Regions from separate parts of the Homo sapiens genome. Here regions 1 and 2 are each linked to region 3. The links are chromatin loops, found by intact Hi-C in ENCODE. Cell type or tissue: heart right ventricle. All regions are shown on one strand.

What was found. Peaks named below come from ENCODE experiments on the same cell type or tissue, not always from the same donor. Only the 100,000 strongest peaks of a DNase experiment are listed, where the experiment ranks them.
Region 1: it touches region 3 in a loop (3-fold over the local background); 4 of 110 quality-filtered maps call a loop at or near these places.
Region 2: it touches region 3 in a loop (4-fold over the local background); 50 of 110 quality-filtered maps call a loop at or near these places.

What each region holds. Positions count from the first base shown.
Region 1 is chr5:81,880,323-81,888,322 of GRCh38, reverse strand. All of the region lies in intron 3 of LOC124901018 (a long non-coding RNA gene), which reads right to left. Among named protein-coding and RNA genes, the nearest start is that of ATG10, 88 kb to the left of the region's middle. In heart right ventricle, a CTCF peak has its summit at 3,244 (motif pointing right); no DNase peak of the experiment used is centred here.
Region 2 is chr5:81,850,883-81,858,882 of GRCh38, reverse strand. It overlaps LOC124901018 (a long non-coding RNA gene), which reads right to left and starts at 5,685. Exons shown (of 6, transcript XR_007058843.1): 1 at 5,626-5,685; 2 at 4,853-5,022. RefSeq lists enhancers at 1,751-1,800, 6,142-6,992 and a silencer at 6,858-6,917. In heart right ventricle, CTCF peaks have their summits at 1,265 and 4,177; DNase peaks (open chromatin) are centred at 1,342, 5,903, 6,393, 6,922 and 1 weaker place; H3K4me3 peaks cover 3,078 bases; H3K27ac peaks cover 7,150 bases.
Region 3 is chr5:81,422,010-81,430,009 of GRCh38, reverse strand. SSBP2 (single stranded DNA binding protein 2) reads left to right here. Exons shown (of 17, transcript NM_001256732.3): 16 at 1,327-1,425. Among named protein-coding and RNA genes, the nearest start is that of ACOT12, 32 kb to the right of the region's middle. In heart right ventricle, a CTCF peak has its summit at 4,334 (motif pointing left); no DNase peak of the experiment used is centred here; H3K27ac peaks cover 1,395 bases.

The DNA of each region.
Region 1 (8,000 bases), 460 kb before region 3:
TGATGTTTTCTATTCTTGAGAATGTTTGTGATTCCTGAAGGACATGATTCTAGAAGCAGAAAATCCACATATAATAAAGTAGGAGCAGCAACAATTGTGCCTATGTTTAGTACTTCCCATGGCTTGTTCATGTTGGCTTTTTGGTTTTTACATTTCTCCTTAAGACTGACTTTTTTGTTATTGTCGTTCAAAATGTCTTCCCATTCTAGACTACTAAAGTCTGGCTCAAACAAACATGACCATTCTCTCACACCAAAAGCAAGAGGCTCTATAACCTTCCTATACCGTTCTCATTGCTCTGATCCTGAGACTACAGGACATAGCCTGTGCAGGTGGGGAGCAGTCTCTTCACTATCATTTGTTGTCTTCAGCTTCTCTTTTTCTCTACCACCAAAAGAAAAGTATGACCTTAGGTTGAAAAAGAAGGGAATTACTAAACACAAACTTGTCAAGCTCTAAGACAGTAACTCTCAAGTATTCTTCTTAAGAACTGGGCTTGTCACAGTCAACCCTCCAGGCAGAAAGTTAGCCTTCCACCACTCCCTCGTACCTCTTGCCTGTCTGAATTTTCTCATCTTGTGATCTGGAGTTTACCTTGGTAGTTTTCCTGACCTGAAAGATATTAGGACTCCCTTTCTTATATTTGGATCCTGCCGACAAGACTGCTTGTGAGGTGAGGAAACGCCACATTTCCATGGTGGCGATGCGCCACTGTGCACACGTCGTTACTCTGTTGGCGGGTGGCAGGGCTGACCCTTCGCTCTTGGGCGCTGGAATCTCCACTGAGATGCCTCCAGCTGAGCAAGCTTTTTCTGGCCTGTGTGGTCAGGTACCTTCTCCTGAAGGAGTCGTCATTGGTTCGGTAGTGACATGTCTCACAGGATTGCCATCAACCTTTCTTTTCTTATGTTGGCTTTTTGGTCAGTTTATTGTTCCTGATCTTCTCAGTGATGTATAGATATATTGCATAGGGAACCCCGGTGACTAGCTTACTATTCCGTGCAGTTAGCGGGGATCCCCGCAAGCAGCTCTGAGGCCCTAAGAGAAGTCCAGCATTTTACTATATCTTCTGCCATTAGCAAGTTTTCTTAAAATCTGCATATAATCTACTTAAAGATGTCAAGGCTGTTTCTGCTTTATTCTGCAAGAGACAATTTTTGGTTTTGCAAGTTCTAGTATGGGTGGGTGGTGGCTATGGGAGAGACTGCACATCACAAAGCAAACCTATTTCTGGATAATAGCAGAGGAAAATTTTGCAGATTCCATACTGGCTGGTCTAACATTGCACAGCTCTGTGTAACTGTAAATTAAGAAAAGCAGGCCGGGCGCGGTGGCTCACGCCTGTAATCCCAGCACTTTGGGAGGCCGAGGCGGGTGGATCATGAGGTCAGGAGATCGAGACCATCCTGGCTAACAAGGTGAAACCCCGTCTCTACTAAAAATACAAAAAATTAGCCGGGCGCGGTGGCGGGCGCCTGTAGTCCCAGCTACTCGGGAGGCTGAGGCAGGAGAATGGCGTGAACCCGGGAAGCGGAGCTTGCAGTGAGCCGAGATTGCGCCACTGCAGTCCGCAGTCCGACCTGGGCGACAGAGCGAGACTCCGTCTCAAAAAAAAAAAAAAAAAAAAAAAAAAAAAAAAAAAAAAAAAAAAAAGAAAAGCAGTACTAAAGCTACAGATATGCCTTTATTTCCCCCAGCTTTTATTTTGAAAGATTACAAAGCTACAGAAAAGTTCCAAGAATAGTGAGATGAACCTCCATATAACCTTTATCTAGATTTCCCAATTACTAAACATTTTGTTACATTTGCTTTCTCTCTCTGTACATATGTATAGGTGTATTTGTTTATGTGTGTATATATATATATATATATATATATGCTTTTATATGCATACACATTATTTTGCTGACACTTTTCTCCTAATAATAAAGACATTCTCTTACATAACCGTAAGACTGGAAATTTAACATTGATATGATAACATTACATATTACAGGCCATATTCAAATTTCTTCAATTGTCTCTTCAACCTCCACCTCCTGGGTTCAAGCAATTCTCCTGTTCAGCCTCCCGAGTAGCTGTAATTACAGGCGCCCGCCACTGTGCCTGGCTAATTTTTGTATTTTTGGTAGAGAGGGGGTTTCTCCATGTTGGCCAGGCTGGTCTCGACTCCTGACCTCAGGTGATCTGCCTACCTCGGCCTCCCAAAATGCTGGGATTACAGGCGTGAGCCACCGTGTTTGGCCTCTTCAGTCTCTTTTAACCTACATCAGTTCCCAGTCTTTCTCTCTAGTTTGCAACATTGATACACGTATTTTGTTACCGATGTTTTGTTTTGCAAAGTGTTTCTCAATTTGATTTGTTTGACTATTTTCTCGTACTTAGATTTAGGTTAAACTTGGGTTTTTTCAGGAGGGGCAGATGACATTGTGTGCATCAAATTAGGGACCTCTCAATGTGAGTTTGTACCTCATTGGTGGTGCTAAGTATGTCTCTTGGTGAAGGCAGTAGCCACCAGATTTCTCCATTGTTAAATGTACATTTTCCCTTAGTAATAAATAAGAATCTATGAGGTAAAATTGTTTGAACATTTTATTTCCCAATGTTCTTTCATCCAATGATTTTAGCATCCATTAATAATTTTTGATGAAATAAGTATTATGGTGGTTGTAAAATAATAATTTCCTGTTTCTATTATTCCTTCTACATTTATTAGTTGTAGACTCTGTACTAAAAGCCGGAACATTGGATAATTGTACTCAAAAGCAAAATGGACAGAGAGGGCTAAAGCTAAACACTCTGCATGCATTGTTTCGCTAATTCTTATAAAAGCCTGTAAAGTAAATACTATCTATATTTTATTGAGATATTTTAAACTTCTGTGATTAATACGAAAGTACTGATATATAGATATTACACCACAAATAGACATTCAGGATAGAACACTCAAGAATATTCACAGAGAGAAGGAAGCTTCCAACAGGGCCAGAATTAACATTTCCTTTATGTACACCTGATAAAAATATTTCTGCTTTTAGGTATGTGTATGTCCGTGTGAATTTAACCAGTCCTTTAATGATGTTAATCCAGAAGCACACAGCATATATTAGGTAGTTAAATACACATTAACTGCTTAGATAACTTTATACCAAAGTTCTCAGCTGACTTCAACTTAACCAACTTGCCAGATTCACAGACGCTCTCCGTTCCCTCTGTGAACCGAATTTTCTGATATGCACAGCATGCTGGGCACTTGAGGGCAGTAACTACTCTCCAATGTATCCAAGGACTTCTGCTCCCACTTCTGCTGTTATTTACTAACCAAGAGTCTGTTGTGTTTGTTCCCAGGCCTGTTTGGGTTAATTAGACTTGTGATTGTAGTATTTTAATTAATTAAATTAAGCATATTTTAATTAAATATTATGAAAATTGTCAAACTAGATGAGCAGAAAAGAGTATAGTTGTTGTTCTGAAACAGAGTTGAATGCTCTGGAAAGTCTCGATTTAAAAAAAAATGACTATTACAATAGGTGTTAGTAAGAAAAGTTTAAAAGACTGGAACAGGAATCATAAAAACCCCAACATGGTCTAGATTAAGAATGTCTGAGAAATGTCTGATTCACTTTAGATAAATTGAAACTGGAGAGAGATGTGTTATGGATGTGATTTATGCAAAAAAGACTTCAAAATACAGATTTATACTAGAATAGAGGGGAGGTCTTGACTCTACATTTAAATATTGTCAAATGAATTTGCATGTGCCATGTTATTATAGTTTTTAGAATTTGGGACTTTAACCAAATATTTTTATTAATTGGCTCATTACTGGTTTTGGTCTTATCAAATATGAGCTTCTACTGTAAAGATCTCATTCTACAATCATTCCTAATTAAGGTTTCTGTATCTTTAAAAAGTCTCAAGTTAAACAACCATTTTAGATTCTGTAAAAAACAAACAAACAGACAAAAAATCTGTAGACCCAACTGACCACTGCAGCCAAGCTTCTGGTTCTCCGAACAGACAAATGGAGCACAACAGCCCCCTACCAGTAAGATGACACCTAAACAAGGTTTATATGTGCTGAACATCCCTTAGGAATGGCAGAAAACATTCTGGGACTTTATATGCAACTTTTATATCATATGTTATATGGTGCATATTATTTATAGGTTAAAGTTTCTATTGAATTTCTGTATTTCAGGAATGGCTACCATTTCTTTTGAATCTCTCTAAATACCTAATACTGTTCCCTGCTTTTCCTAAATTAGACCTTAAAAAAATTAGCTGAGAAGACAATATATAATAGTTCAGTACTGCAGAGGCAGAGAGTCCACAGCCTGTCTAGCGGTGTACATCTGTAGCCCTTTCCTCTTCTGACATGAGCTCCAGCTTTTATTTGGCTTCTGGCTGGAACTGCTACTTTACCACCGATCTAGAGCAGGGCAAACTGCCGCTGTTCATCTCGTAGGCACTAAATAAATATTTGTGGGTGACCTTTTTTTTCTTCACTTCGGAAAAATATTAAGGAGCTCAGATGACATCTAATATCCAGGACACAAAGACCACACTCAGCAGCTAGACTGCCCCTGTGTGTGCAAGGGGGGCCCAAGAGGGAAGGGGGAGGTAGACCCAAATGACCCCTACTGTGCTCTGTCCTCCAAGTAAATCTGTGGTACAGAATCAGTCTCTCCCCGCAAGGGCTGGACAACCAGCCTCACCCTTTCAGCTGGCAAATGCAACTGAGTACAAAAGCATGGGCATCAGAGCATAAATAGAGCAGCGTCATGTCACATCATGTCACATCGACTTTGGTGGAGTCCCACTGTTGGCTGAATCTAGTCCTGACTCCTCAGGCTGACATCTGAGCCCAGAGACTCCATGCCTGCAGTCCACCTTCCTAGCTCTGTCTTACGACTCTCATACGGATACATCATACTCCAGCAAAATGGGAACCGCTCTTCTCAGATACGCCCTTGTTTTTACCCGAATTGCCTGCCCAATCCCACTCAAAACAACCCCATTTTTGCCTATTAAAATCTGACATCACTTTTCCTTGAAGCCTTCTTTGACTTCTTTAACCCATGGTCATCTCCCTCCTTTGAACCCCGCTGAGCATATTCTGACCCTTTGTGCTGACTTTTTGCCGACCTCCTTACCCTCCTTGGGGGCAGGTACTAAGTTTTACTCAATTTGAATTTCCTCCAGTACCTTGCCTAGTCAGCACCTTGCACATAGAAGGTGTTTGACCTTTAAATAAATGTTTGATAGCTGTTAGTTGAATTATACGAGTTTTTGACTCTAGAACCAAGTAGTGTAATGCTGGAAGAGTTTAGGAAATATTTTTAGGAACTAAAAGATACATAGATTTGGAATGAAAATGTTCTACTCTAACCATGAAATTCTCTGAGCCGAAACATAATTCAGATAGACTATTTGACTTCCAGAGATGCTTCTTATGTATGCTATAAATAGGGTTAGTGTTTATTCCAAGGCAATTTTTATTTATTGGACACAAGGAAAAATATTATTTCTTTCTCTTGACATTTTACAATTTCTGTCTTCAACAGTTTTGACTCACATTGTTAATCTAATTTATTACTAAAATATCAATAGTCTTTTAAAATTATTTAAGATTGTGTCTACATTTTTGGCAGTTAGTGGTCAAATACACAATCCTAATGCTTGAGACTTCAAATAAATACAGGGAACTACTCCTTATATGAAAGGCTTTTCTATAATTTATTATTGATACATTCTATAATGATGTATATATTTCCTCCTTGCTTTTCTGCCACAGAGTTGGGTGGCAGGCAGCTGAACAAGCACTAAAGAACTTTCCCTATTAACTTTATTCTGCTGTTCAGGATGGATTGTGACACTGACAGCATTATGGATCACTCAGCATCCTTCCCTCCCCCTTATTTTTTCTAGTACTTTGTTCCCTTAAGGCTGAGGGCATTTCAAGGTGGGTTCAGTGCATTAAATATGTGTGTGGTCTGACTACAGTGCCAGGATGGTATACACTAATGATCTCATTCCAGATTCTGGCTTCATTTTTATCTCTTGTGTGTGCAGTACACTCAGCTAGATCATGATCAGCAGACACATTCCCAATTCCACTCATCTTGCTAATTTCCACGTGTGCCATCCAAGCCAGTGTATTTCTTATGTTTGGAGGCAATTTCCCTTAAATGTGGCCATCAAGTAAGATTTTGAGCATCTAAAAATGAAACAAATGGCTTAAAACTACAATGAGACAAAGAAATACATTTTGTTGGCTTCAGAATAATAACTGGACTTTACTGCTTAAATGAAAAACTGCTGGTCTATGGTGATAGGAGAAAACACAGTTACCTCTCTCCAAAATTCTGGCCCAACAATGACCTATGAAAGAAAATCTTGTTCTAGCCTGTCATACTCAAATACTTTTAAACAAATGACTGGAAGTTCTGAATGATATATAAAAGGTGATCAGTATTTCTTTGGCTCAATGCCCCTTTGTATAAACATAGGAATTCAAGTCTTTAATCCGTCTCTTTTGTCACCTTGGGGTTTGCAGAGCTCTCATAATACACTGAGGACTTTATGTTTGCAATTCCTTCTGCCTAAAATGTTCTTCCCACAGATGTGTACGTGGCTTGCCCTTTCATCTCCTTCAGGTCTTTGCCCAAATGTTCCCTTCCTTCTCAGTGGGAGGTTACATAGGGGCAAAGCCTATTTCTATCTTCCCTCCCTGCTTCATTTTCTCCATAGCACTTATGACCACCTGAATGATTATATATTTTTGTTTATAAACTGTCTCCCTCCACCACTTGAAGCTGCGTGAAGGCAAAAGTTTTTGCCAGTTTTATTCAATGCTGTATGCCTAGCCCCTAGAAGATTCCTGGCTCATAGTAGGTACTCAATAAGTATTTGCTAGACAAAAATAATGAATTCAGTTTCTTTCCCCCTTTATTTTCTCCAGCCATCTTTCCAAAACATAAATCTGATCATGTTACTCTCATGCTTATGAACATTCAATAGCTCCCCCTTACCTACAGAATACAATTAAAATGCCTCAGGTTGGCATACAAAATCCCAACCCACCTCTCTACTCTTTCCTCTTAGCATTCATCTCCCGCGACCTACAAGCCAGACACACGGAACCCTTGACATTGACCAAAACTGCCCTGCATCTTCCATCTCTATGCTTCTGTGCACACTGCTCTTTTCACCTACAGTGTCTTCTCTACCATTCTATCTGAGCAACTCATGATTAGCCATCAGCACCCAGGTGAAACTTGGGCTCCTCTGAAAAGCTTTCCTCCTCCATCCCAGGCAGAGTCAACTTGTCCCCTCTCTGGGCTCCTAGTTTTATTATATTTATTATGTAGTATTAAACCACAATGCCTTTTACACCAATCTAATAGCATGGATGACACAGGGATACAGTTATCTATGCATCTTTCTTCTACTACAAATCTGTGATATTTTGCATAGTAGTTAAGACACAGTTGGTGCGTAATCCCCCTTCCTTCATTTATTCTCAGCCATGCCTCAAAACTGAGTCTGCTCCAGTTATGACATAGAAACTCTTCAAGAACTGGAAACATCTGATAATAATCTTTGAACCCTGGTAGGTTCTCTAGAGATTGACTGCAAGGTTTTTGAACACAATTTTGAATGAATAATGGATGGATGGATGGATGCATGGATGCATCCACCAGAGGCCAAAGTTCTAGGTACTTTCTTATGTTACCTCCCTTTTTGGAAATACTACTTTTATGCATAACTGCTTCATTACCATTCTTTCTTGCATGTACAGTCGTACCCTCATGTGCCCAATTAGACGATTCCACATGATTTGGGGGACGTAAATGATTAATTGAAGACACAAGTGATTAACTCTGGAGAGCTAAATGTTACGTATAAAAAATGAAAAAAAGAAAGGTTCATTTGAGGCCAGACTGAAAACCTGGACAAAAAAGTTAAAGATACTGTGTACAAAGCAGCAGCCTGCA
Region 2 (8,000 bases), 430 kb before region 3:
GATACTCTATGTGAGCACTCAGAAAATTGAGGAGCACAATTTTTTTTTTGCTGTTATAATTATTAAGAGCCAGACTAAATTACTCAGTAACCCTTTGCTGCCAAGCATTACCAATATAAAATCTGCCCTACATGAAGGCAACTAGAAAGGTAAATGTCCTATAAAATGATTACAGCTTCCAAAAATAATACAGAAATGACTTCAGATGAAGTCTTTATTTCCCTTCATGATTTGGGACCATAGAAGGATGACATTATTCTTAAGCTGTGTGGCTGTAGCTCTCAAAATTCAGCATATATAAAAATCACTTAGGAAACCGTTGAAACTGCAGATTCTTGAGCACACTCCCACCCCACCCAAGATGCTGGTTCAGGAGGTCTGAGATGACTACTGAGTTTCATTGTCATTTCTTACTTAAAGAGAAAGGGAAAAAAAATCTGGAGGTTTTTTCCCCCTGTTAATTATGTGAGCCATCAGCTCAAATCCCCCACTATTAACCTGAAGCCCATTTGGATTTCTGCAAATCCAAAGCTTCATTCTCTTTCATGTTCTCTTGGCTCTAACCCAATGCCTAGGTTCCCCCAGGTCCAGAATTCTCTGAAACTAACTATTTTGCCTTCCTCTAGGAGTAGGGAAGTAGGACTGACTTTCCAACGTTTAACCCTTGAGAAATAGCTGCAGTGGTTCAGCACATCAAAAGCATGAGTATGCTATAGCAACAGGAGGGGGGATTTCTCCTAGCCTTCAATTTTTCTTTTTCTTATAAAATCAGGGTAAGCACTAAAAAGTAGAAATGAAATAAAAGGCTGAGAAAATCTTGTTCTTTCTCTTACTCTCTTAAGATACTTTTTGAGATAAATCCCTGGGCAAGGAAGTGCTAACATTTTACAGAAATTATGAAGCATCAAGACTCACAGGAAAAACCCTGTTCTTATCCCAGCACTCACTTTGAGAGGGCACTCCAGAGCCCAGGCAAAGCTAGCCTGGAAAATACTGAATTGATGACTTTGCCACGCCAAGGTTTCTCCCCGGTGGGGTATGTGCCAGGCGTCTCCTCTGTGCCTCCCTGTGCTGGGTCCTCGCGTGCTGCATACTCCCTGGACTCGGTCCCACCTCCACCAGCCTCCTAGGCAGGAGGAAATGCAGAATCTGCTCTACCCCAGGTTGCCGCTGACAACTGAAAACTGAGTCCAGGGAGACAGCGTCCTGGGCAGCCTGTTTTTGCTTTTTCCCAATCTGTTCAATTCAGTTTCCTGCCGACAGGAGCGTTCTCTTTTGCCAGCTTTAAATCACTGAGTGCCCTGGGCATAGGCCCGGCCTCTGGAGCTGTGCCCAGTGCTTGGCCCACTGCTTGGCTCACTGCCCAGGAGTTGTCAAGTGTCTGGACAGGGTATCTGTCCCTTCAGCTGCCTGTCCTCCAATCTTCTCCTTGGAACAGTGAGATGGGACACATCCATCCCTGTCATTTTTCCAAGCCTACCCAAAAGCTTCTTCATGCCCTTGTTATGGGAATGGCGCAGTATGGTTACAAGCATGGGCTAAATGGGGAGGGTTCTGGGACTTTTAAAGGCATTTAGGGATTCCTTCTGAGCCCTCCAGTGGTCATAAAATACTTTAAAGGGCTTCTGGGCCCTGGGCTGTGGGTTCTCCAGGAACCACAACCTGAAAGCAGCCTCTGCTTACAGGCCTCTTCTAGAACTTCTTCATCCTTAAGATCCTTTGACTAAAAATAGTTTTTTGGGGGTGGGGGCGGAAATAAACCTGGCTAATTTTATCTTTAAAGAGCTTTTAAGTGAGGCTGAACCTGTTAATCTGTGCTCTGCCAGAGGAGGCCTGATGGGGGCACACTACAGGATACAGACTAGAGGAGAAGAATCAGGCGTGTGGCATAAAGAAGGAACCACCAGCTAGGAGGAAGGATGGCAAGGCTGGAGAATCCTGGCAGGTCAGATTTCCCACACCAGGCTCCTAAACACAGAGATTTCCATCATATGTAAATCTCCAAAGTAGGATGCATTCAGAAAATTGTAGGAAAGTAAACATATTATTTTTCCACTAGGTAAGTGGCCATCGCACATGTTACATATCTGGAAATTTAAGTTAGAGCAGCTTGATCCTTTTCATATCTAATTCTTAGTAGTAGTTCCAAGCCAGGTTGGTATTGCTTATTAACAAAACCGAGGCTTCTTCCCGCACCCCCCACCGCCCACCATAAAAAGGCAGTTATCCCTATAACATAAATCTATATATTAAAAATTTTTGCTATGTTTCCAAAATCATAAGCAAGAGAACCAGGTTCTTTTCCTAATTCAAGATTCTTTATTTCCATATAAACAGAAAGAAATGTCTGATTAGGTTTTTAGAAAACAAGTTTAGCTTGCAGAATAAGCCATTAGAAAAAATCTCAATTTTACCTTTATATACAGCACATTTGGAAAGAAAAACAATTGTGGACCAAAGAAATCATGACATGCTAAAATGTAATTGCCGTGATGACTCTGATTACAGCCACAGTCAAAAGATATTCTAAACTTTTAAACCCACAGTTTAGTTAACTTTTTTTCATGTCTCCTCATTATAATAACAAGTCATAGAATAAATGGTCATTTAGAGCATTATTTATCTAATTCCCACATTTGCAATGAGCTGGAGATACTTTCCACATTCCACTTTTAAAAATTCACTAAAAATTCTTTGGGTCGCAGGAGTAAAATTAAACATCCTGCCATGGATAATGGTAAGTGAAATTGCAATCTGTGGTCCTGGGTGTAAAGATTAGCTTCACTCCAAAGCATTCCCAAATAGAATAACTTCAAATGCTAAACTTTTCTTTAATATTCCTTATGGACAAAGAGATTCTATAACAACTTGAGGAAAAAAACCTATTCTATGTTGTGTGAAAACGTTAAAGATATTTTTATCTATAAAACTACAATTATTATCAAGGGTTTACTAACCCATTTAGGATTTTAGAATCTTTCCTGTCTCATTTCAGCATACGGTACTTTTTGGCTAAATACATAAACTCATTATAATTTCAACACAGAATTTTTTACAGCAGCAGCAGTAGCACTCCCAAACATGTAAAAACATGTTACAGGTTATAAAACAGCAACAGATTTCAAGTGCAGTCAAAGTAATCTCAGATTAAAACTGGCAGCAAGTCCTAATAAGCACATTCACCCAAAAAATAGCATTAGAGATTGGACTGGTTATTAAAAACAAAGAAGGAAAATAGAAATAGGACATGAATGTAGCATAATACAAATACACACACACACACACAAACACAGCGAGACAGAGAGAGAGAATATAGTATGCATAGGTATTAAAATACATATATATTTTAGCAGACAGAAAATCCCAAACAGCCCTATAGGAAGCAGGTATCTCTCTCTCACAGAACTGCTTTCATTTTGACCCAAATTTGCTGGCTTACTTGAAATGATTTTACCTTTCTCATTACAAATTCATTTAAAGTAAAACTGTAGAATCTTGAAATTTAGAGCATCAAAAATTATTTATCTTAAGGGAATGAATTCTGCCATTATTTAATTTCATATACTATTTCTTTTCTTTTGTCATTTTTTGGTGTTAAATTTTGCAAATTTAGTCTAATGCCAACCAGTGATCTGCCTGGGAAACTTGCCTTAGCAGGCAGATGTCCAGATCAAAAAATAGCCTAGCCTATCTTTATGGAAGAAATATACACAAACATTCACACATCATACAAAACAAGGTTGAAATGGGTGGGGCCACTTGATTGACGTCCATTTGTCACTTTCATTGGAAAATTTCATGGGCAGCTTCCAATATGCTTAGACAAATTTAGATGAATGAAAGCGCTGACTAATGATGCTATTATCTATATACCAAATATAGAAGAAGGCCTGAAAACTCTGAGTTGCTCATGTGAACTACTAAAACGAGGGGGGAGGAGAACTTAGAAAAATGAGAAAGATATATGTTAAGACAGCAAATTAATGAAAAGAAATAGCATTCAGATATGTAAAATGATAAAAGATCTTAGTGTATTCAACAGGGCCAAGTCTTTAAGAATTGCAAAAAATGCATTATCTACCATCTTTTTAGCAATAAAATTATTTTAACCATCAATAACTAAGGGTTGTTATTTTAGGAGAATGAAGTCAATACATTTGTTTCCCTGAGGCAGGCAGGGGCAGTATTGTGCTATTCCTGAACTTCATTAATATTCATTAATTTTTAAAGCAGTTTGGTTAGCTTTGGCTATTATCTATGCAGATATTTTGCCTTTAAATAAAAATAATGACAAGAACTTCATTATTTAAAAATGTAATTAGCATGAAATTCAAAACCTATGTTTTCATTAGTGGACACTATTCACTGGAAAGTATATATTTTTCAGAAAGATCTGTTTTAATTGAATTTCTAGGATAAAATTCTAAAAGTCATGCTGACTAATATAACCTAAATGTAACTGAAATTAAACTGAAAATACTTTACAAATTTTTCAAATCAATCTCCACTTTAAAGAACACCATAGTTGACCCAATTAGTTCTGCAAATGAATTCAGTTGTTTGACATTCTTCAGCATTTCACAGTAGACTATTTTCACCCATCCAGCGCCTTAGATCTCTAAAGACCCCAATGCACATTTAGTGATATTTACCTTATGAAGTAACTAAATCCAGATGAGCATAGAGCTCACATCACTGTAAAAAGAAATTGTTTCCTCGTGCTTCCCACTCCCATTCCGGAACTAGAAACTGAAAACTCTGAAAATTATCCTTGTGCAAGTAGGGAATTTCAGACAGAAATGCAAAATAGTTTTATTTGTAAATAAGCCCAACCATAGGAAGCATACAATACCTTGTTCTGCGAAAGGCCTCCAGTCTTTGTAAATCAGGCTTTTTACACTATGACAGATGAACAACCAGGGCAAATAATTCATGCACATGGAGTTGGAAATGGAATTCTCCACATGTCCTTCATTCACCTGTCCACACTGAGGTCCAATATGTTGAGTAGTACTTTGTGGACTATAAGAAAATAAGTAAATAGAAATACCACCCGAAGAACAGGAGTCTGAATAAATAATTAAGGGAAATTTTTGAGGCATGGCCAAGGGGAAAATTTTACCGTAGTGAATAGCCAAACTTTTCAAAAAACACATTTCTCTCTGCCCTGCCACCATCCCCCCACCGTGTGTGTGTGTGTGTGTGTGTGTGTGTGTGTGTGTGTATGTGTGGGCGCGCGCGCATTTAAGGACTGCCTGCTCTATAACTGTATTTTAATGCATTTGATTTCTGTTTGTCCAAAGTACCTTCCAGTTTCAAGAAACGCCCCGGTTATATTTTCTTCAGATTTTGTTTTTTTGTTTAAGGTAAGCTGGCCCCTTAAGACTGATACAATTTTCCAGTTTAGGGCAGTTTGAAAAAGAGGAGAAAGCATCTTGCTTCTTGCTATTGAAGATACATGACTGTAGACCTAATTTTCCTAAAAACATACTCACTAACAGATGACCAACAAGAAGAGAAAATTCAGCTCTTCGCTTCCTAAATGGATGAAACCTGCCTCCCCACTCCCACAATATCATAGTGGGATAATGAGTAATATTAATCTCTTCAGAGATATTTACTCACTCCGACTTATTTTTGAAGAGTAGAGAAGAATGTGGCTGCACCCACAGGTGGACAGATACTGAACTCTCTCAGCCGCCCCATCTGCCTGGACACCACGTGGGGTATTACCGCAACCCCCTTTCTGTTCTCCCCTGTTTGAGTGCAGTACTAGTGGCTTTCCGAAGCAGATACAAAGTTATTATCAGTGTCTGAAGTTCCAGCCCCTCCACAAAAGCCTGTGGCCCCCAAGTAGCACCCCTTCATGAATGCCTGTGTCTCAACTCTGCAAGGCCGACCTTGTCCTCTCCATCATCTGAGCAGGATTGACCCTGTCCGGGTAAAACTATGGAATGGAAAGTGTTAATCAGAGTCCCCAGGCGCTGGTGGAGCACCTGGAGCGTCTCAGCAGGGGAGCAACTGGAAACCACAAACATCAAACTGTGTTGCTGCAACTTGAACTAAACGCCGAGACCTGGCTGAGGAAGTCAGTTAAGTTTAGACCAAATGGTCTTAATCAAGGATACCAGAAGAGACCTCTCAAAGACAGAAATGATGGTGCATCCCTGCCCTCCAATCCTATGGAATTTTTTTTAATGTTGCAATTTAAGTCTCAGAATACATTTTATGACCCCAATGCCCTTTATTCCGAAAGATGCCGTGAGATGTCTGCAGAAATGTCCTGCAGGAGTGTGGAGAGCACAGTGGGCGTCCCGGCCCTCCCAGCTTTGCCTCGCCATCACTTCCATATAACCTTTGTTGCGGGGTCGGGGGACCCAAAGCCACCTTCGCCCCTGTCCGTACATCCTCCAAACAAGCAGCAGCCAAGAGGCTGCAGGACCCACTCGCCGGCCCCCAGCCCCAGCCGCCTTCCCGCCCCCAGCTCTAGCTGCCCGCCTGCCGCCTCCGCTGCCCCTTCCTCACTCCCCACCCGGGGGGCCGTCTCCCTTATCTCCATCCGCCCACCCCCCCGCCCACCCCACAGGCACTCTCAGACCCCACCAGCACATTCCTAACAGCTCCAGCTTTCCAGGAAAGCAAAAAAAAAAAAAAAAAAAAAAAAAAAAAAGACCACAACATCACGGGCAGGTTTATTTGGGTTTGTTTGTTTGCTTGTTGGCTCGATTAAATACTCGTGGAAGGTGAACGTACCCCACACAGGAGAAGTTTGATGTTGACAAACTTCTGGTGGCAGCGAGACTGTGTCAGCACAACTTCCGGGATAATGAGAGCTGCTTTGCAGGGAGCGCGGCAGCCGCGGCGGGAGGCGGCCGCAGGACGGAACAGCAAATGCTATTCAGCCCGAGCAGTTTCAAGCCGCCCGAGCTGGGGAATTACTGTAGTCGAGCTACGGCTCCTACCACCGGCGCTGGATCTGGGCGCGCGTTAGGGGGGGAAGCTGCAGGCACAGGGCGCCGAGAGGGGAGCTTTCAAGTTACTTTGCTCCATCCCTGCACCCGGCAGAGGCTTGCAGGCTGCGTGGTAACTGCAAACATCTTGTTCCCTGCTTCTTTGGGCGGTCGCCCTGGAACCAACCAACTTTTCTCTCCCCCAAAACTCCCTCTTTGTTTCAAATAGGACTCTCCAAAATTTATTCTTGGGAAGACTGACAGCCGGGGTCAAGAAACAGCTGTTGAAGTTAATGTTTCTTCCTCCCACTTCGTCTGATGGTTGTGCCCTGCCAAGACAAAGTGAGAGGCACTGCCTGGTGGCTTCTTTAAACAGACATGCATTTAGCCAAAAAGGGTTGGGGTGGGGGTATATTTTCCTGCTTAACATACAATCTGATCAGAAATGCAACAGCATGTGCCTTTCAACTTGTGCTGATTACTTGCTGAAAAGATGCTGTAGCTTTTAGTTTTGAACACTTTGAGCATTGGGGGCGGGGATGGCGGGAGACTTAGTGGTTGACACTTTCCATGTTTTGGTAAAGGGGCTAAAATTTTAAACCTTCCTCCCTCTGATCCACCTCTGGCCCTCTAAGAAAGATAGAATGGCCTGGGGGAGGGAGAAAAGAGTTGCATTCCTTTGCAAGGTTTAAGTCACATTTCAAAATTCAAATCATTATGCAGAACAAGGGCTTGCCTAGAGCTAGGCAAACTGTTTTTATTTGGAGATGACCTAGGCCAAACCTTGGAGAGTGCTGGAGCTCCTGGTGGCTTTCTCCACACTAGGCCTGTGTCGTCTCTCCTTTCCCAATCCAACTCCTTTTCCCTTACTCAGAGGGCATATTCTAGGGGGAAGCTGCCCTGTTCTTTGTGCTGCCTTCTCCAGGTGAAGGCTGATGTTAACACTGCTCTTCCTCCCCTTAGCGTTTTAGAGCCCCTGTGAACTGCTGAGAGGCCCCTTGGGATTGTCCTCCAGAGTTTCCCTCTCCTAACTGAGCATCTCCCAGGCAT
Region 3 (8,000 bases):
TTTTTCAGAGAAAAATTTGTCAAAAAAAATAGAATCCTCTTTATGCTATTAAAGTATATTTCCCAAGTCCTTGGGGTTTCTTGACACAGAGAGCTCCAATGGACTTCAGAGGATCCTTGTTCTCAGATCCTCCCTGCGGGGTGCACAGCAAGACAAGACACAGTGTATTTCTACCAGCTCATCTATCTATCTCTGCTTTACATTTTAACCATTTTCTTCTGGGAATAACTCATTCATGAAATGTTAATTTTTATGATACAAGTTGTTGTAGTTAAGACAAAATTCTCTGAGCAATTTTCTTTAAAAAAAAATCTAAAAACTAATTCCAAAACAATGTAAATAGGAATGGCTTAGGAAAAAGTAAGCCAGTAAGTAAGTAAGTTATTTCTTCCATTTGAAATAACAACTAAAAAATGTTTAACTCTGAAGTTTTTTTTTACAAGTTAATGAATTGGACCTTCAAAGAATTACAGTTATACTACTGTATAAACATGGTTTATAGTCCAATGTCATTCTACATTTCCTATTGATGTGGAGTATCAGGTATCCTGCCATGGCTAAAATTGTGCGGTAATAATGAGACTAGCAAATTTAAATAGAATATGAAGCAACGCACTGCTAACTTGGTGTTCGATTAGATTGCTAATAACAGTCATTTTATCTTCCAAGGAAAGTTCCAAAGTAAATCTACTCTTAAACTAATGATAGGAAAATATTCTAAAGCAGTTTTCTTTTGAGCCTCCTTTTCCTCTAAGAGTACATAATAAATTCTCAAGTCCTAAGGTGTCTCTTGTTCTTAAGTACAGTTGTTAGCTATCTTTCTTTTTTCCTTAAAGTTCATGTAAAAATGGTTGAAATAGTGTTATCTGTATACTGCATGTAGAATTAAAAGGAAATGTTTATTAAAACAGTGACCTTTCAAAGTTTGGTTAGTGAAATGACTAAGGGAGTTATTGTTCCATCTTGCCTTATCAGTGGGTAGGATCTCTTCATCATGCCCCTGCTGGGAATGTTTTAAACTCTCCAGTGTTTTAGGAACTCTATAAGCTGAGGGTGGGAAATTGAATAAATATTGATTCTGAAGCTAAGAAAATAGTTGTGGTAGGTTATTGGGGGTTTTTTTATTTTTTTTTAAATTTTCATTTGGGAAGGCATTAGTACTTGTCAAAGTGCAAAGAATGAAATAGAATACATGGTAGAAGTCTAAGATTAAAATTAGAAGTATGCTTTGTCCTTAGGGATGCTGTTTCAATATTCGAAACAGTACAGTGCAAGAGGGAAATTAAAATTTTCAACAATGCCTTGTTTTCTAAATCTTGTTTACAGAATTCTCCCAATAATATGAGCCTGAGTAATCAACCGGGCACTCCAAGGGATGATGGCGAAATGGGGGGAAATTTCTTAAATCCTTTTCAGAGTGAGAGTGTAAGTATTCCCTTGACTATATTATACTCAAATTTTATTTCTGAAGCTCTTCTGCTAGAATAAATGCATAAAGCCACTTTTACTGCTGTTTATCTAGAGTTCAACAGGTTTATCTTTTAGATAAGAGAAACTTTAAGTGGAATATCTTTGAAAATAATTTTTAAAACAAACTTTTTCTTTTTTATTCTGTGTACATAGTTAGAAAAACCATAATAATAGTTTTCTCATTGAGAACCTCCACTGTAAAGGAACAAACTGGAAACAGGTTGCCTATTTGATACTTTTTATAAGTTTTCATGCTACTAAAATGTCTCAGGTTGCTGCAAAACTAGGTGTGTTTCAGTGCTGTCCTCAAAATCTAAAAAGTCTGTTCTTACTTTATATAGTAGACCTCACTGGACTGAAGGCCAAATTGGCGGTCTGTTAACCTGAGCTGAATACCCAAGTCACTGCTTGCGTGTGATTGTACTGTTACACAAAAGTTCATTCCATATCTCCATAGAAGTAGACAGAACCAAAAAGAGAAGCAATAAAATTCATTCATTTAACAAGCAATTACTGAGCACTTACCACATGCCAAGGCAATATGCTAGGTATTGGAGAGACCAAAAAGACAAAATGGTGCCTTTTCTCAAGGAGTTCTATGTAATATAATGATTTTTTACATTAATATTTCACATTAGAAACCCCAATGGAATTTTTTAAAATACAGTTTCCCAGAACTCTCCCTAGACTTAGTGAATCAGAATTTCCAGGAGTGGAGCTGGGCATACTTGAATGTGGAAAAGCTTTGTTGCTGATGCTGGTGTACATTCTCTGCTAAGAACCACTGAACTGGAATGTAGCATAAAAGATTTCAAAACCCAAATGAATTTCATCTTCACAGGATTCATAGCATCCTTAAAATTTCTTACGGAGGACCTACCAAACTGCAGTCAGAATCATGAGAGAGACTACCCTCATTTTGCCCAACTCAGCATTTACCAGAGGTGATACCATCAGAATTTGAAGCACTGGCTAATAGCACGTCTACCTTTATACAGAGTGGCTGTTCCATTCCCAAAACAGAATACAAGATTGAGTGCTCTGTGGATTCTTGTAGTTCTGATATCCACATGGGACCTTTGCAGGGGACAAGACATCCCCTGTTTTTAGAGTTCGTTTCTGTTAAAATTATGCTGATCTGTAGTTTACTTGCAGGCAATATATGATTAGTGAGGACAAATAATTTTTTATGTGTAACAGTTTACAGTTGAAAAAAAAATTTAGCCTGTCAGTGTTAAGGAAAAACATGAGAAGCTACATAATTTAAGTCATAATGCTTAAGATTATGGGAATTATTTTTTAGATCCTGGTTCTTTGAGTGGTTTGCTTCAAAACTATGGACAAATTAATTTTTCTATGTTCACTTTTATCTAATTAAAGACATTTATTTCCTTTTCGAGTAATTTTACCAGCAATAAAGTGGTATAATTCAGTGAGGTATTTGATAATTCAATTCAGTTTAACATTTATTGAGCCTATTATATGCAAAGCATCAGGTTAAGACCAAGGTATTCTGAAATAAATATAACACCTACTTTCAAAGAGTGCAACCCAATAGGAAAAACAGATGTTGATATAACTAAAACGTGTCAGATTAATGAGTGCTGTAATGTATATATAAGCCATGTATTTTAAAAGTCAGAGGAAATGATTAATTTGGAGTTGGAAAAAAACTTTTTTAAAAAGCTTCCACATGACTTTCACTTATGGGCAGTGACAAGAGGAACTCTTCCCTCTACTTCCTTCCCAGATTTGTCATTAGTGACTGCTGTCTTAACAGTTGGAAGAGGGGTACCAATTCAGAACTGGCATCAGAAAGCTCTTCACTGGGGCAAAGATTCAGATATGCCAGGATGTGGAGAACTTCCTTGCACAGAATAAGCCCCAGCTTCTCCCTTCAATCCCTAATGGACTATGCACATGGCAAACAACAGATTCTTCTGTGAATATGTGCATTTAGAAACGAGAGCAGCTGGAACAAGGCTTCTTCCACCCCTAACTTCTGGCTCACCCTCCCTGCCCCTGAACTTAAGCGGGTTCAATGCTAGACTGCCAGCAGAGTTAACAGCAAACAGAAGTTCCCTGCTTTCTCTTCCCTCCTTGTCTCCTGTCCCCACCAGAAATGTTGTAAAAGGAAAAATAATTTGATGGTGGACTGAGAAACTGCACCACCACCCTGGAGGGTAGTACAGCCTTGGAAGCAGGTACACACTGGCTTCTCCATTCTTCTGTCTCCTGAGAAGAAGGGACTTGTTATGAATGATATCATTGTTATGTGTGGCTTTCTTTGTCATATTACTATACATTTTTGTTTAGATCTTTTTATAAAATCAAGCAATAAGAGGAGAGAGGAAGAAAGACAAAAGAGATTTGGTGCTGACAAATGTAAGGCTTTGAAGAAGTAAATAAGCTAGTTATCCCCAATAAGTTAGCTTTGCTATAATCAAGGAAAAGCAGAACTCTTAATGAATTCAAAAAGAAAACATTGTTCAATAAATGAACATGCAAGTTCTAGTGTTTAATACACATAACTCTGAAAGCACATATTTTTGAGCAGTCTGCCTTTTAAGGATCTGTCAGGTTTTATCTTGAAGTTAAATCACAGAAGGAGGCCTGGGAAGGGAGCAAGTATCTATTGAGTACTCTTTATGTACTAGATACTATCCTAGTCTCTTCACACTCACACATGCTGCTTCATTCAATTAATATAGAAACAAAAATGCCCAGCCCAAAGTCATAAACCTTGCGGTGCCAACATGCTTGACAAAACAAAATGCGAATCAAAAAATGTTTCACTGCTGAGGTTTTTTTTTTTTAAGATCACAACCAAGACCCTTTATTTCAAGAAACAAAGATGCCCCCTAGTGTTCAAACTGTAAAATGTTTGTTTTGGAAAGTATAGACTACAAAAAGCCTTAGTTCAAAAAAAATAGTTTTTCATGCTTCTCAAGTGAAGAAAGTAGCTGGTCTGGTCTTATTTCCTGAATTAATTTAGCAAAATATTTTCCCATGGCACTGAAATATAATCAATTGAGTAAACATGATATTAAAATAATGGCATCAAATAGGAATTACAAACAAGATGGTAGATTATCTCTCATTCCCTTACCCCCTTTGTCATTTTCTGCTATTGTAAAGAAATCACATCAGCCCCAATTTTTTAATGTAATCATAAATACTAAATTTATTTCAATTTATGTCACTTTTGTTTAGCTCAGGGTAGAGGAACTGTTCTTTATTTCTCTCTAAGAAAATAAAGTATCATACAGACACTTAAACAGAAATATAGTGAGAATTAAAGTGTTCTTGACATGTATAAACAGAAATTTATACACATTGTTCAAAGACTTCATGGAAATCTCTGGATTTTATGGTACATGAACTGGGCATAATAAGGAAAAAATCACAAGTTCATAGCAAGGCGTGCTATCTCATTTCACATTAAAAGATAAAATAAGTTGGTATACATTTAAAATAATATCTTTAAGGGTTACATTTTTAACTGAACCAAACTGTAATGCTGTTGACTGCTTTGTAAGAGCTGTTTTATCATCTGGTTAGGGAGAGCCAGACTCAGAATAGTTTTGAAACAGGGCAACCTGATATCACAGCATTTTGGCATAAACATTACAATATGTCATCACATATTGATGCAGCAGTACAATAGAAACATTGAAGTGTGGTCTCAGTACAGTACACCATGAATATTTTATGTCTCTAAATATGATACTCCATTTAACACCTACTCTTCCTTTACTTCTGGAAAATTGTAAGCCACTTCTCTACTACTTTGAAGAATAGTAATCTATAGCAAAATTCCTTTTTGCTTGCCCATTCTGTGAGTTTTCCTAGAAATTTTGTTATTTCCCCTTATTTCATTTTTTGAAGTAGTTTCAGTAATGGTGGCCAAACATGAGCATTTTACAGCCTCAGGAGTGTAAATAGCACGTTGCATATGTAGACACCCAGGCATAAATACAAACTATTTTACTGTACTAAATATATTTAGCATACCATCTTACAGTTATTTGTACTACTCAAAAATTAAACTTTATTAGATGGTTGCTCCTTTTTCTTTTCTTTCTTTTTATTTATTTATTTATTTATGTATTTTTGAGACTAGAGTCTCATTCTGTTTCCCAGGCTGGAATGCAATGGTGCGATCTTGGCTCACTGCAACCTCCGCCTCCTGGGTTCAAGCAGTTCTCCCAACTCAGCCTCCTGAGTAGCTGGGATTACAGGCGTGTGCCACCATGCCTGGCTAATTTTTGTATTTTTAGTAGAAACGGGGTTTCACCATGTTGGTCAGGCTGGTCTCGAACTCCTGACCTCAGGATCCACCCACCTCGGCCTCCCAAAGTGCTGAGATTACAGGCGTGACCCACCATGCCCGGCCAGTTGCTCTTTTTTCTGAGTTGTTTTGTATTGCGTGGAGCTGATGCTTCCATTTTGACTGAATTGGGCCCTCATTTTCTCTATTTTTTCACTCAGTTTCCTCCCTGGGCCAACCTCACTCTTTTAACTTCCCAACAAATCAGTAACAAAGTATCATTTTTCTGTAAGATTGACTTAAAACATTTGAAATATCACAGATAAAAAAATGTTAACAGTTGCCAGTGTTGAGATGATAGCAATAAATAAAAATGGTTGATAATAGAGTATATGCGTATGTATAGCTTGACATATATACATACTCTTAACAACGTATAGTATAATGAAGGCTATTCTATATTTTCAACACTATTTCCTAACATAACCTGACATATGAATGAACTGGAATAATTTTTTTTTTTTTGAGACGGAGTCTTGCTCTGTCACCCAGGCTAGAGTGCAGTGGCACAATCTTGGCTCACTGCAACCTCCGCCTCCTGGGTTCAAGCGATTCTCCTGCCTCAGCCTCCTGAGTAGCTAGGATTATAGGCACCTGCCACCTCGCCTGGCTAACTTTTTGTATTTTTTAGTAGAGACAGAGTTTCACCATCTTGGCCAGGCTGGTCTCAAACTCCTGACCTCGTGATCCACCCGCCTCAGCCTCCCAAAGTGCTGGAATTACAGGCATGAGCCACCACACCCAGCCCCAGAAACATTTTTAAAAAGCATTTCCTTTGAGGTCCTTTCTGAAATGCTTAGTATCTTTTACTGGTTTATATTATTGACACAGTATACTCAATAAGATCTTTGTTTTAAAAGAATGATTGATTATCTAGCTGCCCTATTAATTAAAATTACATACGACTAAAATTTCAGTTCCTAAATTGTACTAGCTACATTTCATGAACTCAGTAGCAACCTCTGGCTAGTGGCTGTTGCAGTAAACAGCACAGAATTATAACATCATCATCACAGAAAGTTATATTGGACTGATGGAATCACCAATATTTATTGTAAATAACAGTAGCTGCGGAAAGCATAGATTAAATTTATCTGTGCCCATTTTGCCATATTCTCTGATTTTTTCTACTCTAGTAAAATCTTGCTAACCACTTATTTTCTTTTTATTTATTCTTGCCTCTAAACTTTTAAATACCAAAGTATAGTTCTGTTTAGCCGCAGGCTCTGGATAGTTGAAGCATGCTGTCATTGTTTATAATGTGAGACGTGGAATCACATTATGTGCATGGAATCAATTGAGTAAACATATTAAATGGTATCATGTTTGTGATGATGAAATGGTGGGTTGAAATGTGATGTGATGAAATGGTACTCTGTTCCCCTCTGACACAGGGTCAGGGATCAGTTCCATGTCATCAGCATTTGTCTATGACTGGAGGTTTTGCTTTGCTTTGCTTTTCTGCTGCTATGATCAAGGGGAGAGGTTGTCTAAACTGAATCTCCTTTCTTGTTTCTGGCAGTTTCCCTCTATTTTTTTTTCTCCTATGACCTGTCTAAAAGTCTCCCCTTCTTATCACCATATACTCACTATAATCCTACATACAGGATCAGTTCAAGTATGTAATTTCACTTTCCTGTACTGAAACTCTGTAGGCTGTGAAGTGATTAACAAGTATTAATAGATTTTCCTTGATGTAATGCATGTTTATAGGATTAAACAATCCTCTTCCTATGGTCCAGTGACCCTTTTCCAGGCCTAATCACCCACCTTTCCTCAGGAACAGTGCATGTTTTTGGTTTGAGCCCTAATGACATCTGGCCCAGACATGTGCCAGCTGAGCCATTGCCCCTCTGTGCTCTTCCCTGGGGAGTCCTGCTTTCACACTATAATCCATCCATACATCAGTACACACCTATATGTCTTTCTGATTTCTGCAGCCGGTCTCAGCTTGTCTATAATTCACTTCATTTTATTCTCTTTCTGCCAACTTTCTGAAAAGTTCGTGCTCGCCTACCCAGGATTATCACAGCTTCTGGTTAGGTTCCTGGAACCTGGGACCAATCCCTTTGACTTTATCTGCCTTTTTCTAGGAGGCACAATTGTTATTAGCATGTTGAAAGGAATTGCCTTTTACCCTGGTCCTCATAGGTTTCCAATAAAACGTTTAAAAAATTTCAGGGTCCACATTTACATTTTA